Regions from separate parts of the Homo sapiens genome. Here region 1 is linked to region 2. The links are chromatin loops, found by intact Hi-C in ENCODE. Cell type or tissue: breast epithelium. All regions are shown on one strand.

Region 1 (8,000 bases), 360 kb before region 2:
GCTATAAATTAAAAGGAAGACTTATCTTAAAATGAACTTCAAAGAACTGGTACTTGATATGTAATTTTATGCAGTTAATTCTCAATTACCTGAGAATTAGTAGAATAATAGACAGTAAAAATGGCAGCTAATTCAAAGCTTTGCTCTTCTGAATGAAATATAAACATCCTACTAGTTCACTATAGGTTCTGGTAGACTAGTCTGGTCCTTTTGTTTTTAGAAGCAGAGTGCCCAGTTCCTGTCCTTAATAAATAAAGAAACACCATTAGGATAAGCTGCAGAGAGATTAAGCCACCTGCACAAAACAGCTCCTTCAGTTTCTGAGGCAAGGAGTTGTTAAATAAGTGTATTATTGTTCTGCCCAGTCCTTCTCTATAGTTAAAGAAATTCGACTTTAATTTTCTGTCACTCAGCATGACATTGGATTATGAGGAACAAGGCCCTAAATGCCTACAAAAATAAAGGAAGCATTGGCTTTAAACACCATGCAGATGTAAGGCAGAACCCATGGAAACAATAAAAAATTTACAACAGTAAATTCTACTATGATGTGACTGTGTTCTTTGCAGATATTAAATAAGAAGTAAATGATTTTAAATGAACAAGACAGAAAGAGTTCTTAACCTCTCTTCATATGAAGCCAGCTGTTTGCTGGATAGCATTACACAGGCATCAGATTTGGGATAATCAGTCATTTAAGAGAATCCTGCTATCCCTACAGGTTTCTAGAAACTACAAATATAAAAGGTATTCATAATTAGCTATTTTATAGGCTGATATAAAACTTCATAGTCACTTGGAGGGCACATTAAGTTAGTATAATGTTTGAGAAAACAGTAACTAAAACCTATATAGTGGAAAGTTATTTCAAGCTTAAAACTTACTGGATAAAGGAAACGCAAAACATTTAAAAATCTGGTTCAAAGTGCTATGTGGAGGAAAATGATTCCAGGTTAAAGTAGCATAATGGAAGAACAAGCAGGCAGATGAACTGGCACCCAGAGATCAGGGAAATTTTTTTTTTAATGTAAAATAGAAGGCTGTACTTTTTTATTGTATAGGTAATTGAAGACAAGGAAAAACAAGAACTCAACACTTGTCTGTGACAGGATAGTTTAAAGGTGTCATGCAGGAGCTCTTTAGAGTGCCAGACTGCCTAATTTCAAATCCTGGCTCTGCTTCCTGTTAACTGTTAACTCCAGTTTCATTATCTGTAAAATAGTCACTATCATACAGGACTGTTCTGATAATTAAATTACTTAATGTATGTAAAGAAGGGGAATAGTTGCAGGCACATTGGGAGTAACACGCACATGTTAGCTATTATCATTGGTGGTGGCATGAAGGCTACTCTTCCACTTCTGCCCTGAATCTCATCACTTCTCACCTTGAGGATATGCTGTTTTTGCACTTGGACCTGGTGTCACCAGTAGCTATCTTTGTATGGGGAGGAGTAAAAATGGAAGTGTTAATTGTCTTTTTCTTCTTTAACAATCTATAGTGCAACTATGGCAAAATTTTAAAACTTGTTAACTATGGATGATGGGAACACATACATGTTGTATTATTCTATTTTTCTGTTAGAAAAATTTATAGGTATATTAATTAGAGGGGGGCGTTGCTGGCACGGGTCAAGGATGATAGCATGTTTTGTACTACAGAGTCTAATCAACTCTGTTCTATGTGCCCAAGGTACAAAAGAAAACAAACAAAAAAGGGCAAGAAAGCTTTTTGGAGGGTAGTGGGGAGGAGATAATGTTTGAAACAGCAATTAAAGACACCCCATTTGATTCCATGAATAGGGAGCAGAAAAACTGAATTGCAGCTGGAGGTGAATATGGTAACAAGGAGCGTTGTCAGTTTTGTTTCGTTTTTAATATGGGTGAAACTGAGATGTTCATTTTCATTTGGGAATGATCCATTCTAGAGAGCATTTATGCTTGTGAATTTAATGTATACCTTCTAACCTGCATCTTAACATGTGAAAAAATTATTCGTTTTGAAGGTGTTTTAAAAATTACACAAATCAAGTTAAACTACAAGTCTCATTTTGACTCTTATTCTTTTTAGTCAATATTATGTTTTTTGAGACCTATCCATGTAGCTACATGTAGATATGATTCACTCTGCTCTGACTGATACATAATATTTCATCATGTGCACATACCACATTTTACTTATCCAGTACCATAGTGATAGAACCTAGGTTACCTGAAACCTTGTCACCATAAATAATCCTACAATGAAAGTTTTTTACCCATCTTGTTGTGTACTTATAGGACAATTTGTCTGCAGTATGTCTCCAGGGCGGTATTAGGTATTAAGTATGAGATCATAGGAATACACATAAATACTGCCAAATGGTTCCCAAAATGGAGGCACTAGCTTACATTCCTACTTCACTGAATAAAGGCTCCTGCTTTATAACATTTATTAGAAGCAGCTAATATTCATTAGAAACAGCTATTTTTCTAATTTTTGCCAATATGAAGAATACAAAGTAGTGTCTCTGGTTTAACTTGCAGTTCTCTGCTTCCTTTTGGAGCTGAGCACCTCACCTTATACTTCTTGGCCATTCATGACTCTCCTTTTATGATTTGCCTTTTCCTCAGTCTCTTTTCTATCCATTCCAATTGAGCTTTCTTTTTCACTCCTCCACAGAAACAGCTCTTTTCAAGGTGATGAATGATGGTCTATATTGGCAATTTCAAAATTTAATTCTCTGTTCTTATCGAATTCAAATATTACGCAGCATGTGACCCAGTTATTTTCTCTCTCTTGGCAATATTCTGGCTATCTTCTCAGGTTCTGTTGATTATTCTTAATCTTAGATTCACTCTAAATGCTGGGAAGCACAAGGAGCTCAGCCCCTAGCCCTTTTCTCTAGCTGCATTATCTCCCAAGATAATTTCATCTAGTTTCATGGCTTCGAATAGCATCTATATATGGGTGTCTTCCATCATCATCATCATAGCTAATAAATGTGGAATACTTACTATGTACCAGGTACTATACCCTAAGTGCTTTACACTCATTGAATCATTTCAATGTAAACTTACTAGAATGTAAGTTTCATGAGAACAGGAACCTTATCTGTTATAGTGCTTGAGACATGGAAGTTGATTAAAAAATAATCACTGAAAGAATGAATAAAACTTCGCAGACTTTAGAAATAAGAGTGCCTGCAAATATGTTTAGAATTAAGTGCCTAAGATTAAAATACAGTACATGAAACAAAAAATAGTTCTGCAGTTTTCATTGATATTATCTGGTATGTGTCTTGGCATTAAAATGTAACTTTCTTATTTGTTATTTTATTTCAATAGACACTTATTAAACACCTACTCTATTTGTAGCTAGGTTTCACACTAGTTAGATTCAGTGTACAAATATCATTAAGATATATTTATTTGTCCTTATATAAATAACAAGTGCCTCATTTGGCCTTGGTGAATGAAAAATTAATCTTTTAAATAACAAATTAATAACTCATTTAAACTAACACCTGTCTTATTTTTTCACTATTTTAAATTATTTTATTTTTCACTATTTTAAATTATTTTACTCACTGTTTAAATTATTTAAATTAAGTTTATTTAAATTATTTTATTAAAATATAATATTATTTTATCTGCTTAGATTCAGTGTACAAATATCATTAAGATATATTTGTCCTTATATATATTACATATAAATTTGTCCTTATATAAATTACAATCAAGTGTCTCATTTGGCCTCGGTGAATGATATATTAATCTTTTAAATAACAAATTAATAACTCATTTAAACTAAAATCTGTTTTATTTTTTCACTATTTATTTATTTATTTTTATTATACTTTAAGTTTTAGGGTACATGTGCACAACGTGCAGGTTAGTTACATGTGTATACATGTGCCATGTTGGTGTGCTGCACCCATTAACTCGTCATTTAACATTAGGTATATCTCCTAATGCTATCCCTCCCCCCTCCTCCGACCCCATAACAGGCCCCCGTGTGTGTGATGTTCCCCTTCCTGTGTCCATGTATTCTCATTGTTCAATTCCCACCTATAAGTGAGAACATGCGGTGTTTGGTTTTTTGTCCTTGTGATAGTTTGCTGAGAATGATGGTTTCCAGCTTCATCCATGTACCTACAAAGGACATGAACTCATCCTTTTTTATGGCTGCATAGTATTCCATGGTGTATATGTGCCATATTTTCTTAATCCAGTCTATAATAGTTGGACATTTGGCTTGGTTCCAAGTCTTTGCTATTGTGAATAGTGCCGCAATAAACATACATGTGCATGTATCTTTATAGCAGCATGATTTATAATCCTTTCAGTATGTACCCAGTAATGGCATTGCTGGGTCAAATGGTATTTCTAGTTCTAGATCCCTGAGGAATAGCCACACTGACTTCCACAATGGTTGAACTAGTTTACACTCCCACCAACAGTGTAAAAGTGTTGCTATTTCTCTACATCCTCTCCAGCACCTGTTGTTTCCTGACTTTTTAATGATTGCCATTCTAACTGGTGTGAGATGGTATCTCATTGTGGTTTTGATTTGCATTTCTCTGATGGCCAGTGATGATGAGCATTTTTTCACGTGTCTTTTGGCTGCATAAATGTCTTCTTTTGAGAAGTGTCTGTTCATATCCTTCGCCCACTTTTTGATGGGGTTGTTTGTTTTTTTCTTGTAAATTTGTTTGAGTTCTTTGTAGATTCTGGATATTAGCCCTTTGTCAGATGAGTAGATTGCAAAAATTTTCTCCCATTTTGTAGGTTGCCTGTTCACTCTGATGGTAGTTTCTTTTGCTGTGCAGAAGCTCTTTAGTTCAATTAGATCCCATTTGTCAATTTTGCCTTTTGTTGTCATTGCTTTTGGTGTTTTAGACATGAAGTCCTTGCCCATGCCTATGTCCTGAATTGTATTGCCTAGGTTTTCTTCTAGGGTTTTTATGGTTTCAGGTCCAACATTTAAGTCTTTAATCCATCTTGAATTAATTTTTGTATAAGGTGTAAGGAAGGGATCCAGTTTCAGCTTTCTACATATGGCTAGCCAGTTTTCCCAGCACCATTTATTAAATAGGGAATCCTTTCCCCATTTCTTGTTTTTGTCAGGTTTGTCAAAGATCAGATGGTCGTAGACATGCGGCGTTATTTCTGAGGGCTCTCTTCTGTTCCATTAGTCTATGTCTCTATTTCAGTACCAGTACCATGCTGTTTTGTTTACTGTAGCCTTGTAGTATAGTTTGAAGTCAGGTAGCGTGATGCCTCCAGCTTTGTTCTTTTGGCTTAGGATTGACTTGGCGATGCGGGCTCTTTTTTGGTTCCATATGAACTTTAAAGTAGTTTTTTCCAATTCTGTGAAGAAAGTCATTGGTAGCTTGATGGGGATGGCATTGAATCTATAGATTACCTTGGGCAGTATGGCCATTTTCATGACATTGATTCTTCCTACCCATGAGCATGGAATGTTCTTCCATTTGTTTGTATCCTCTTTTATTTCCTTGAGCAGTGGTTTGTAATTCTCCTTGAAGAGGTCCTTCACATCCCTTGTAAGTTGGATTCCTAGGTATTTTATTCTCTTTGAAGCAATTGTGAATGGGAGTTCACTTATGATTTGGCTCTCTGTCTGTTATTGGTGTATAAGAATGCTTGTGATTTTTGCACATTGATTTTGTATCCTGAGACTTTGCTGAAGTTGCCTATCAGCTTAAGGAGATTTTGGGCTGAGACAATGGGGTTTTCTAGATACACAATCATGTCATCTGCAAACACGGACAATTTGACTTCCTCTTTTCCCAACTAGATCCCTTCCTTACACCTTATACAAAAATCAATTCAAGATGGATTAAAGACTTAAACGTTAGACCTAAAACCATAAAAACCCTAGAAGAAAACCTAGGCATTACCATTCAGGACATAGGCATGGGCAAGGACTTCATGTCCAAAACACCAAAAGCAATGGCAACAAAAGACAAAATTGACAAATGGGATCTAATTAAACTAAAGAGCTCTTTTCCTAATTGAATACCCTTTATTTCCTTCTCCAGCCTGATTGCCCTGGCCAGAACTTCCATCATTATGTTGAATAGGAGTGGTGAGAGAGGGCATCCCTGTCTTGTGCCAGTTTTCAAAGGGAATGCTTCCAGTTTTTGCCCATTCAGCATGATATTGGCTGTGGGTTTGTCATAGATAGCTCTTATTATTTTGAGATATGTCCCATCAATACCTAATTTATTGAGAGTTTTTAGCATGAAGGTTGTTGAATTTTGTCAAATGCCTTTTCTGCATCTATTGAGATAATCATATGGTTTTTGTCATTGGTTCTGTTTATATGCTGGATTATGTTTATTGATTTGCATATGTTGAACCAGCCTTGCATCCCAGGGATGAAGCCCACTTGATCATGGTGGATATGCTTTTTGATGTGCTGCTGGATATGGTTTGCCAGTATTTTACTGAGGATTTTTGCATTGATGTTCATCAGGGATATTGGTCGAAAATTCTCTTTTTTTGTTGTGTCTCTGCCAGGCTTTGGTATCAGGATGATGCTGGCCTCATAAAATGAGTTAGGGAGGATTCCCTCTTTTGCTATTGATTGGAATAGTTTCAGAAGGAATGGTACCAGCTCCTCCTTGTACCTCTGGTAGAATTCGGCTGTGAATCCATCTGGTCCTGGACTTTTTTTGGTTGGTAAGCTATTCATTATTGCCCCAATTTCAGAGCCTGTTATTGGTCTATTCAGAGATTCAATTTCTTCCTGGTTTAGTCTTGGGAGGGTGTATGTGTTGAGGAATTTATCCATTTCTTCTAGATTTTATAGTTTATTTGCATAGAGGTGTTTATAGTATTCTCTGATGGTGGTTTGTATTTCTGTGGGATCAGTGGTGATATCTCCTTTACCATTTTTTATTGCGTCTATTTGATTCTTGTCTCTTTTCTTCTTTATTAGTCTTGCTAGGGGTCTATCAATTTTGTTGATCTTTTCAAAAAACCAGCTCCTGGATTCATTGATTTTTTGAAGGGTTTTTTGTGTCTCTACTTCCTTCAGTTCTGCTCTCATCTATTTCTTGCCTTCTGCTAGCTTTTGAATGTGTCTGCTCTTGCTTCTCTAGTTCTTTTAATTGTGATGTTAGGGTGTCAATTTTAGATCTTTCTTGCTTTCTCTTGTGGGCATTTAGTGCTATAAATTTCCCTCTACACACTGCTTTGAATGTGTCCCAGAGATTCTGGTATGTTGTGTCTTTGTTCTCGTTGGTTTCAAAGAACATCTTTATTTCTGCCTTCATTTCATTATGTACCCAGTAGTCATTCAGGAGCAGGTTGTTCAGTTTCCATATAGTTGAGCAGTTTTGAGTGAGTTTCTTAATCCTGAGTTCTAGTTTGATTGCACTGTGGTCTGAAAGGCAGTTTGTTATAATTTCTGTTCTTGTACATTTGCTGAGGAGTGCTTTACTTCCAACTATGTGGTCAATTTTGGAATAAGTGCAGTGTGGTGCTGACTGAGAAGAATGTATATTCTGTTGATTTGGGGTGGAGAGTTCTGTAGATGTCTATTAGGTCTGCTTGGTGAAGAGCTGAGTTCAATTCCTGGATATCCTTGTTAACTTTCTGTCTCATTGATCTGTCTAATGTTGACAGTGGGGTGTTAAAATCTCCCATTATTATTGTGGGGGAGTCTAAGTCTCTTTCTAGGTCTCTAAGGACTTGCTTTATGAATCTTGGTGCTCCTGTATTGGGTGCATATATATTTAGGATAGTTAGCTCTTCTTGTTGAATTGATCCCTTTACCATTATGTAATGGCCTTGTCTCTTTTGATCTTTGTTGGTTTAAAGTTTGTTTTATCAGAGACTAGGATTGCAACTCCTGCCTTCTTTTGTTTTCCATTTGCTTGGTAGATCTTCCTCCATCCCTTTATTTTGAGCCTATGTGTGTCTCTGCATGTGAGATGGGTTTCCTGAATACAGCACACTGATGGGTCTTGACTCTTGATCCAATTTGCCAGT
Region 2 (8,000 bases):
CCTACTCCTGACTAAAGTGCAGCCATTTCCCTTATAGCCAGTAACAGTACTTATTCCATCATATATTGTGAGAATGAAATGAGATAATCCAAGATAATGCTTAGTATAGTAACTGCCACATAGTAAAAGTTCAGTAAGTGTTGGCTTGAAAAAAATTAGTGTAGAATGTATGATGTGGATTTTTAATTTCATTTTAGCCCCGACTCTGCTTTGTCTAATATGGTAGCCACTAACCACATGTATCACCCCTTCACACTTACTAGGACAGCTATAATAATAAAAATAATGATGATGATAAATAATTTAAAAATAACAGCTGTTGGCAAGGATGGGGAGAAATTGGAACCTGTATACATTGCTGGTAGGAATGTAAAATGATGTGGCCCCTTCGGAAAACAGTTTGCCAATTCCTCAAAATGTTAAACATAAGTTATTACATGACCCAACAATTCTCCTAGACATATACAAAAAGAAATGAAAACATGTTCACACAAGAACTTGTATACAAGTGTTTATAGCTTCATTATTCATAATAGTCAAAAAGTGGACAAAACCCAAAGGTCTGTCATTTGTTTACCAAAAGGTTATCAAAACACTCTATGTAATGGAATATTATTTGGCAATGAAAAGGAGGTTTGATGCATGCTACAATGTGGATGAACCTTGAAAACATTATGCTAAGTGAAATAAGCCAATCACAAAAGACCACATATTATATGATTCAATTTATATGAAATCCCCAGAATAAAAAATGCCACAGAGACAGAAAGTAGATTAGGGCCGGGGGTAGAAAGAATGGAAATGACTGCTAATACGTATGGCATTTCCTTGTGTAGGAGAAAAAAGTTTCTAAAATTAGATAGTGGCAATGTTTGCACAACTTGAAAACACTAAAAACCATTGAATGCTACATTTTAAATGGTCTAATTTTATGGTATGTGAGTTACATCTCAATAATGCTGTTAAGAACAAAACATAGCCCCTCACCCACTGACCAAAAAAGGAAACTAGTTTTGTAGCAAAAATACGGGAAATATGAAATTTACCAAGCAATGTCATATAAAAGAAAGAACATTGAGAGTCAAGACCTAGATTTTAGGCTTGCAGTCATTACTTACTAACAGCAAGCGCTAGGGCAAGTCTCTTAACCTCTATTTTCAGCCTCCTTATTTATTAAAGAATGAGGGTTCTGGCCAGGCACGGTGGCTCACGCCTGTAATCCCAGAACTTTGGGAGGCCGAGGTGGGCGGATCACGAGGTCAGGAGATCAAGACCATCCTGGCTAACACGATGAAACCTCGTCTCTACTAAAAATACAAAAAATTAGCCAGGCTTGGTGACAGGCGCCTGTAGTCCCAGCTACTCGGGAGGCTGAGGCAAGAGAATGAGGCGGAGCTTGCAGTGAGCCAAGATTGAGCCACTGCACTCCAGCCTGGGCTACAGAGCGAGACTCTGTTTCAAAAAAAAAAGAAAAAAAAGAATGAGGGTTCGTTCCATTTCTAAGATTTGGTGGTCATGATGATTTTCCCTGTTGACCTGATAGAGGAGTAGTTGCATCAGACTCTCAAGGGGGTTCATGATCCAACACAGTTAAGAGCTGCTGCCTCTGGTTTCAGCCTTGTACTCTCTTTAATGGCAAAAATCTGATGAAATACCTGCAGGAGGTTCCCACTTTGCCACGCCAATGAAGCACTTCTTATTGCATTGAACTTCAGGAGCTTCACTGTATATTGTCGGAGGAATCCTGCAAAGAGACAGGGGATTATATTTTGACTCAGTTTTGCTTGAAGCATTCGGTTCAGTGTGTGACCTTCCCTTACAGACCAACATGGGTGTGAAGGAGAGAAATAAAGCACTCAAGTTGCCTTTGCTCAAAATTATCTTCCTTACACCATAGCAAGAACAAAACAAAACAAAACAAAATGATCGGGTACAGACTCATCTCAAGATGAAGAACATCAATGCAGTAAAAGAAGGAACATTTGTTCCAATTCACATCTCACTGATGAGGCAATTGAGAACAGACGGTTTGAATGACTGGCGTGCAGTCCTATCATCAGTATAACTGGTACTAGAACCCTTGTCTGTAGACTCGAATTCCTTGACCTAATGTAATACATTTTCTCAGTTAAATTTCACAGAGTGGGAGAGGGAATATTGAGCCTCATACACACTACAGTTTAGCTTAATTTAATTAAACAATCTGTATAGTAAAGTTATAATACTGAATGAATTAAATCTCAATATACCTTTACCTGAAATAGTGACTTCAATCACATATAAGGATAATGTCTCCAAACTCTTTTCTTGAAAGGTTTGCATGCCTCCTGCCTTAGAACTTGGTCCTCTTTTCTCCTTTAGGCTCACTTTGTTGGTGACCTCATGCTGTCTCATCACTTTTAATACTCATCTGTCTTCACAACCCACATCTGATCCATCAGTCAAGTCCTGTTGACTTGACCTTCAAAATATCCAGAATCCAGCTACTTCTCACCACTGTCATTGCCTCCATACTGGTCCAAGCCACCATCATCTCTCCCTCCTGGATTACTGCCATGGCCCCCAACAATTCCTGTGCTCTGCCCTGGCTTCTCTTAAGTCTGATCCCAATATGCAATGTTTTGAAATGTAAGTCAGATCATATCGCAACTCTGCCTCAAGCTCTTATGACCCCTCATAAAAATCAAAATTCGTAAAGTGGCCTCCAAGCCCTTCCATGATCCTCTCATCTCTCTTGTTCATTCTGTTCCTGCCATGGGGTTTCCTTGCTATTTCTTGAGCAGATCAGGCACATTTACCACAGAGCCTTTGCTCTAACTGGTTCTTCTGCCAAAAAATATGTTCCTGTGGGGAAAAATCTTGAAACATATGCAATTTTGTGGATCCTCATTAAGGAACCACAAATACAAAATTAGATTCCAGGACTTGAAGGGGCCCCTGCAAGTTAGAGACCTTGAAATGTAAAATTTCACTAGCTTCCATAGTAAATGTACCTACTTTCTTCTTTCAAATGTCTGCTTGGCTGACTCATTCCCTCCTTCAAAGCTTTGTTCTAATGTTTCCTTGTCAGTGAGGTCTGCTATGACCTCTCTGTATAATTCTGCAACTTGTTCCTTCATGCCTTTTCTTTCTTTTCCCCCCATGGCACTTAGCATCTTTGATCATACTATATAATTAACTTATTTGTTATCTTTACTGTTTCCCCTACCAGTACCTTGCTAGAATATAAGTTCCAGGATTCCTAGTCCCTCAAATAGTCCTGGGCTAGAGTAGGTGTTCAATAAATATTTGTAGAAGGAATGAATTTATATTTCCTTAATGGTATTTTAAAAGTATAATAATCAAAGCTGGGTGCAGTGGCTCACGTCTGTAACCCCAGCAGTTTTGGAGGCTAAGGTGGGAGGATCACTTGAGTACAGAAGTTCAAGACAACCTGGGCTGTCTAGAGAGACCCAGTCTCTACAAAAAATTGAAAAATTAGCCCAGCATGGTGGCATACGTCTGTGGTCCCAACTACTTGGGAAGCTGAAGTGGGAAGACTGCTTGAACCTAGGAGGTTGAGGCTGCAATGAGCTATGATCACATCACTACACTCCAGCCTAGGTGACAGAGTAAGACCCTGTCTCTAAAAATAAATAAATAAAAAAAATAAAATCAAGTGGAACGCCTAGGCCTGGCATGTGCTAGATTCTCAGCCATTATCTTGAAGATTAAAATTTAATTTTAAACAGCCGTCATTGCTACTGCAGCATCTAGCCTGTGTCAAATTCTTTTTTACGTTCTCTTGACAATCGAATCAAGTAGGCACTATTCCCATTTTATAGATGAGATAACTGAGTTTAAGTCTATTATCCAAGGTCACGTAGCTAGGAAATAACCCAGGTATGTTGGATTCCAAAGCCTGTGATCTTTCCATTTTGCTGGCAGCAAGTGACATTTATACCCCAGTTTCTTTCTGGCATGGCTGAGGGAGGTAATAGAGAAAATCATATGAATTTGGGATTAATGCCTAGCTTCAATACATCCTTGCTTTGGGACCCTGGGAAAGTTTCTTAACCACTGAGTTTTAGTTTTCCCATATATAAAATGGGCCTCGCAGTGCCAACCTTAAAGAATAGATAAAAGAACTAAAGAAAATAGTGTTTAATATCAAGGCTTTTAAAATTATTTGATAAGTATTCCCTTCAAAGGAGTTTATAATTAAAGTACACACAGACACACACACTTTCATAAATAGAATTTGGAGGAGGGTGCTAGCCAGTTGCTATGGGGAAGCCAGTGGCAGGGATGCAGAGCTTTTCTGATGCCAACACACAGAGGCTTGGCTCAAGAGAACATTGTAGGAGTAGGGCAGAGAAGACGATGTTGCAAACCACAAGGGAATGAAAGAGACACTCTTGAAGTTACATTTTGTTCTTACCTCCTACAAGTTGGCTTACTCACATCTTTCCATAAGACCCTAGAGCAGGCCTTTTTTCAACACTTCACTGAACAAGTGTCACAGGATACTTGAAGTTTCCTGGAACTGAGTCATCCCATACAATTTCAAATATTTTAAGTGCTAAATGAAAGAAAAATCTCCAACCTCTTGTTGTAGTTCTGCCATGGTTCTTTAGGAACAATAGATGAGGAAAGACAGCCTGACAGTGTGATGTGATGGGGAGGAGGCTGAGGCTAGAAGGGCTCATAGGTGAGGTACAATCAGCTAGTCCCAAGACTCCAGTTACCTTGGCTGAGGGCCCAGGGCTTGCTTCATGCACCACAGAGGGGCCCACATCTCACACAGATCCTGGCATGGGGCAGGCATCACTTATTCATGTTATTTTATTTTCATTTTAAAAGGAGACATTTTGGATATTCTTTAAATAATCAATTTGACCTTATTATTTAGTCCTAATTTATCTGACACATGTCATAAAAGAAAAATTTAAATGCCCATGGACCTATTACCCTAATGTGGCAACAATGAAAACTATGGATTTTATAAGGACTCTGTCTATGTACCTAATTATATGTGGCATGCTAGATCTTCTAGCTCATAATAAAGGGTTCTGATATTGAGGAGGGTGAAACAAATAAGATATGTGTCAGGATTAAGTCTAGATGTGAGTAATAGAGACCTGAAAAACTGTAACTTCAACAAGATGGAACTTTATTTTTCTTTCACTTTATATTTTCTTTCACTTAAATCTTTATGTAGTCAGTCCAAGCATGGTACTCCTCGGCACATGTGGAATCACACCACAACTCTCTGAACTGCTTGTTGATAATGCCAGTCCCAAACTACAGGTGCTGTTAATTGAGGAAGTTGTGCCTGAATGTGCCTTCAAGGCAGTTTATCTGTGATTATGCAGCCTTCTCTCTCTGGTGCCCTGAGAGCACACAGCTGGATCACTGATGGAGGCTGGGAGAGCTTTGATTCACTTCAAGATTTCAGACCTTTCTGAGGTGAGTTCCCTTAAGCTCTGCTGAAATAATAAATGTGCAATAATTTTGTAAAGTGTGAAGCCCTGGAACCAGACTTGAATACCAGAAAGGTGAGAAATCCCTATTGAGGAATCAGTAGGAGAACTCTTAGAATTTTCAAGAAGGTTAAGGAAAATGACTGGTCATAAGAGAATCTGGCAGGAATTTGCAGTTGCCTGGATAGTAGCAGTAACCAGTTAAACCACTGTTTCCCACACTTTGGGCATTAACATACTACCTTCATCAGCTTTACTGTATCCAAGTACTGTTTGCACTATCATTGACTTATTATTTTTCTTTCAATAGACTCATTCTTATTTAAATTAAATGTATTAAACAATTATCCACACAGTAGCCAGGGTGATCTAAAAATGTAAGTCAGATCACATCACCTTATGCTCAGTACTCTAGTAGTTTTATGTCTGATTTAGTATAAACATTGTCTGCAAAGCTGTATGTGATCTGAGCCCTCAGAGTTCACTTCTCACCTCATCTCTATTCACCACCTCCATGGCTTAGCTTCATGCACAATGGCCTCCTTGCTGTTTCCCCTGCATGCCAGCCTCCTTCCTATTATGAAGTCTTTACATTTTGGGGTGGCTTTGCTCAGAATGCTTCTTCTCCAGATAGCTCCATGTCTTACTACTTTAATACATTCAGGTTTCTACTCAAATCTCTCTCAGAGAGGTCAGTCTGACCAACCTGCCCAAAAGGGTGCTTGCTTGTCAGTGCCTCTTACCTTCTTAGTTTCTTTACTTTCCTTCTTAGCATTTATCACCACACAAACTATTACACAATTACTAATTTCTTTAATTATTATCTGTCTGTCCTGACTAGAATATAAGCTCCAGGTAATCAGGTGCTTTACTTCTTTAGCTGTTATAGTCCCAGAAACTGGAATTGTGCCTGGCACATAGTAAGTGCTTAATACGTAATTGTTGAATGCAGGGACAGATAGATACCTGTAACTGACTTGATTGCCTAGAAACAGCTCCTATTTTTTAATAAGTGAGACTTCACAAGTAAATTAGATGAATAGATTGGTCAATAAAAGTTATAGAAAAACCTGATCAGCCTTTTTTTGGGAAAAACATGAATATAGATACCATCATCATACAAGTAGCTAATTAAATAAATGTGTACCCAGATAGATTAAAATGTGGATAATTCAGAGCAAATAATTTTTGAAAACCCTAAAATTATAGCCAAATTTTCTCCTGCTTTCTCATTGAGAAAGAACTTTCTAATCTAAAACAAGTGGAAAAATATATTAAAAGATCAACAAATTTAAATTCACAAACACTGTTAATTTCTCTAGGATATTTATTTCATTAGATATTATTTGCTTGTTTTTGCATTCTCAGGGAAATGCAAATTAAAGTTATAATGAAATACCACCATATATCTATTAGAATAGCTAAAAAATCCAAATAAATGACAATTAAAAAACCCAAAATGAAAAATGACACCAGCAATACCAAGAGACAGCAAAGACATAGAACAACTGAACCTTTCATACAATCCCGGTGGGAATACAAAATGGTAGCGCCATTTTGGAAAATAGTTTGACCAGTTTCTTTTTTTTTTTTAATAGTTTGACAGTTTTATGTGAAGTTAAATATACACTTGCCATGCAATCTAGTAATCCCACTAGATTTTTACCAAGAGAAATAAGTTTGTGTTCCAGTACTTGTATGTGAATGTTTATAGTGGCTTTATTCATTATTGACAAAAACTAGAAATAACCCAAATGTCCTTCAATTGGTATATGCATAAACAAAATGTGGGATTCCATACAATAGAATATTACTCAGCAATAAAAAAGAACAAAGTGCTGACATATACAAATAACATGGATTTTTTTCAAATGCTTTATGCTAATTGAAAGAAGCCAGACTCAAAAAGCTATATTCTATATATGATTCAATTTATATGACATCCTGGAAAAGGCAAAACTATAGGGACAGAAAAGAGATGGGTTGTTGCCAGGGGCTGGAGGTGGGAGGAGGGTTGACTATAAAAGGTCATGGGGAAAATTTTTGGAAGTAATGGAGTATTCGATATTTTGATTGTGATGCTAATTGCCAAACTTTATACATTTTTTGAAAATGCGTAGAACTTTATACTAAAAAGGATGAATTTCCCTGTGTGTAAAGTATACCACAATAAACTTGACTTTAAAAAATAAAATGTAAAGGTAAGCAAACTGGAAAAGTGTTTAAAACAAGCATGATGAAGTATTCATATTGTTAATACATAAACTGCATAAAAAATTATAAGACAAACAGCAGTTGTTACGTAACAAAAGCAAACAATGTTTATTCTAACTAGTAATCAACTAATCAAAATTAAAGCACACTGAGACATAGTTTCCTCATAAATTAGCCCTTCTCTTCTCTTCCCCCATTACCTTTTCTAAAAGGTTAATACAGGGCCAGGCACAGTGGCTCACACCTGTAATCCCAGCATTTGGAAGGCAAGAGGATTGCTTGAGCCCAGGAGTTTCAGACCAACCTGGGCAACACAGTGAGACC

Evidence for each region. A loop is a pair of places that touch in the nucleus more often than their neighbours do. Peaks named below come from ENCODE experiments on the same cell type or tissue, not always from the same donor. Only the 100,000 strongest peaks of a DNase experiment are listed, where the experiment ranks them.
Region 1: it touches region 2 in a loop (17-fold over the local background); 1 of 110 quality-filtered maps calls a loop at or near these places.

The regions. Positions count from the first base shown.
Region 1 is chr3:156,968,325-156,976,324 of GRCh38, reverse strand. All of the region lies in intron 6 of LEKR1 (leucine, glutamate and lysine rich 1), which reads right to left. Among named protein-coding and RNA genes, the nearest start is that of LINC02029, 110 kb to the left of the region's middle. In breast epithelium, no CTCF peak of the experiment used is centred here; no DNase peak of the experiment used is centred here.
Region 2 is chr3:156,612,402-156,620,401 of GRCh38, reverse strand. No RefSeq gene overlaps it. Among named protein-coding and RNA genes, the nearest start is that of TIPARP, 58 kb to the left of the region's middle. In breast epithelium, no CTCF peak of the experiment used is centred here; DNase peaks (open chromatin) are centred at 4,311 and 4,704.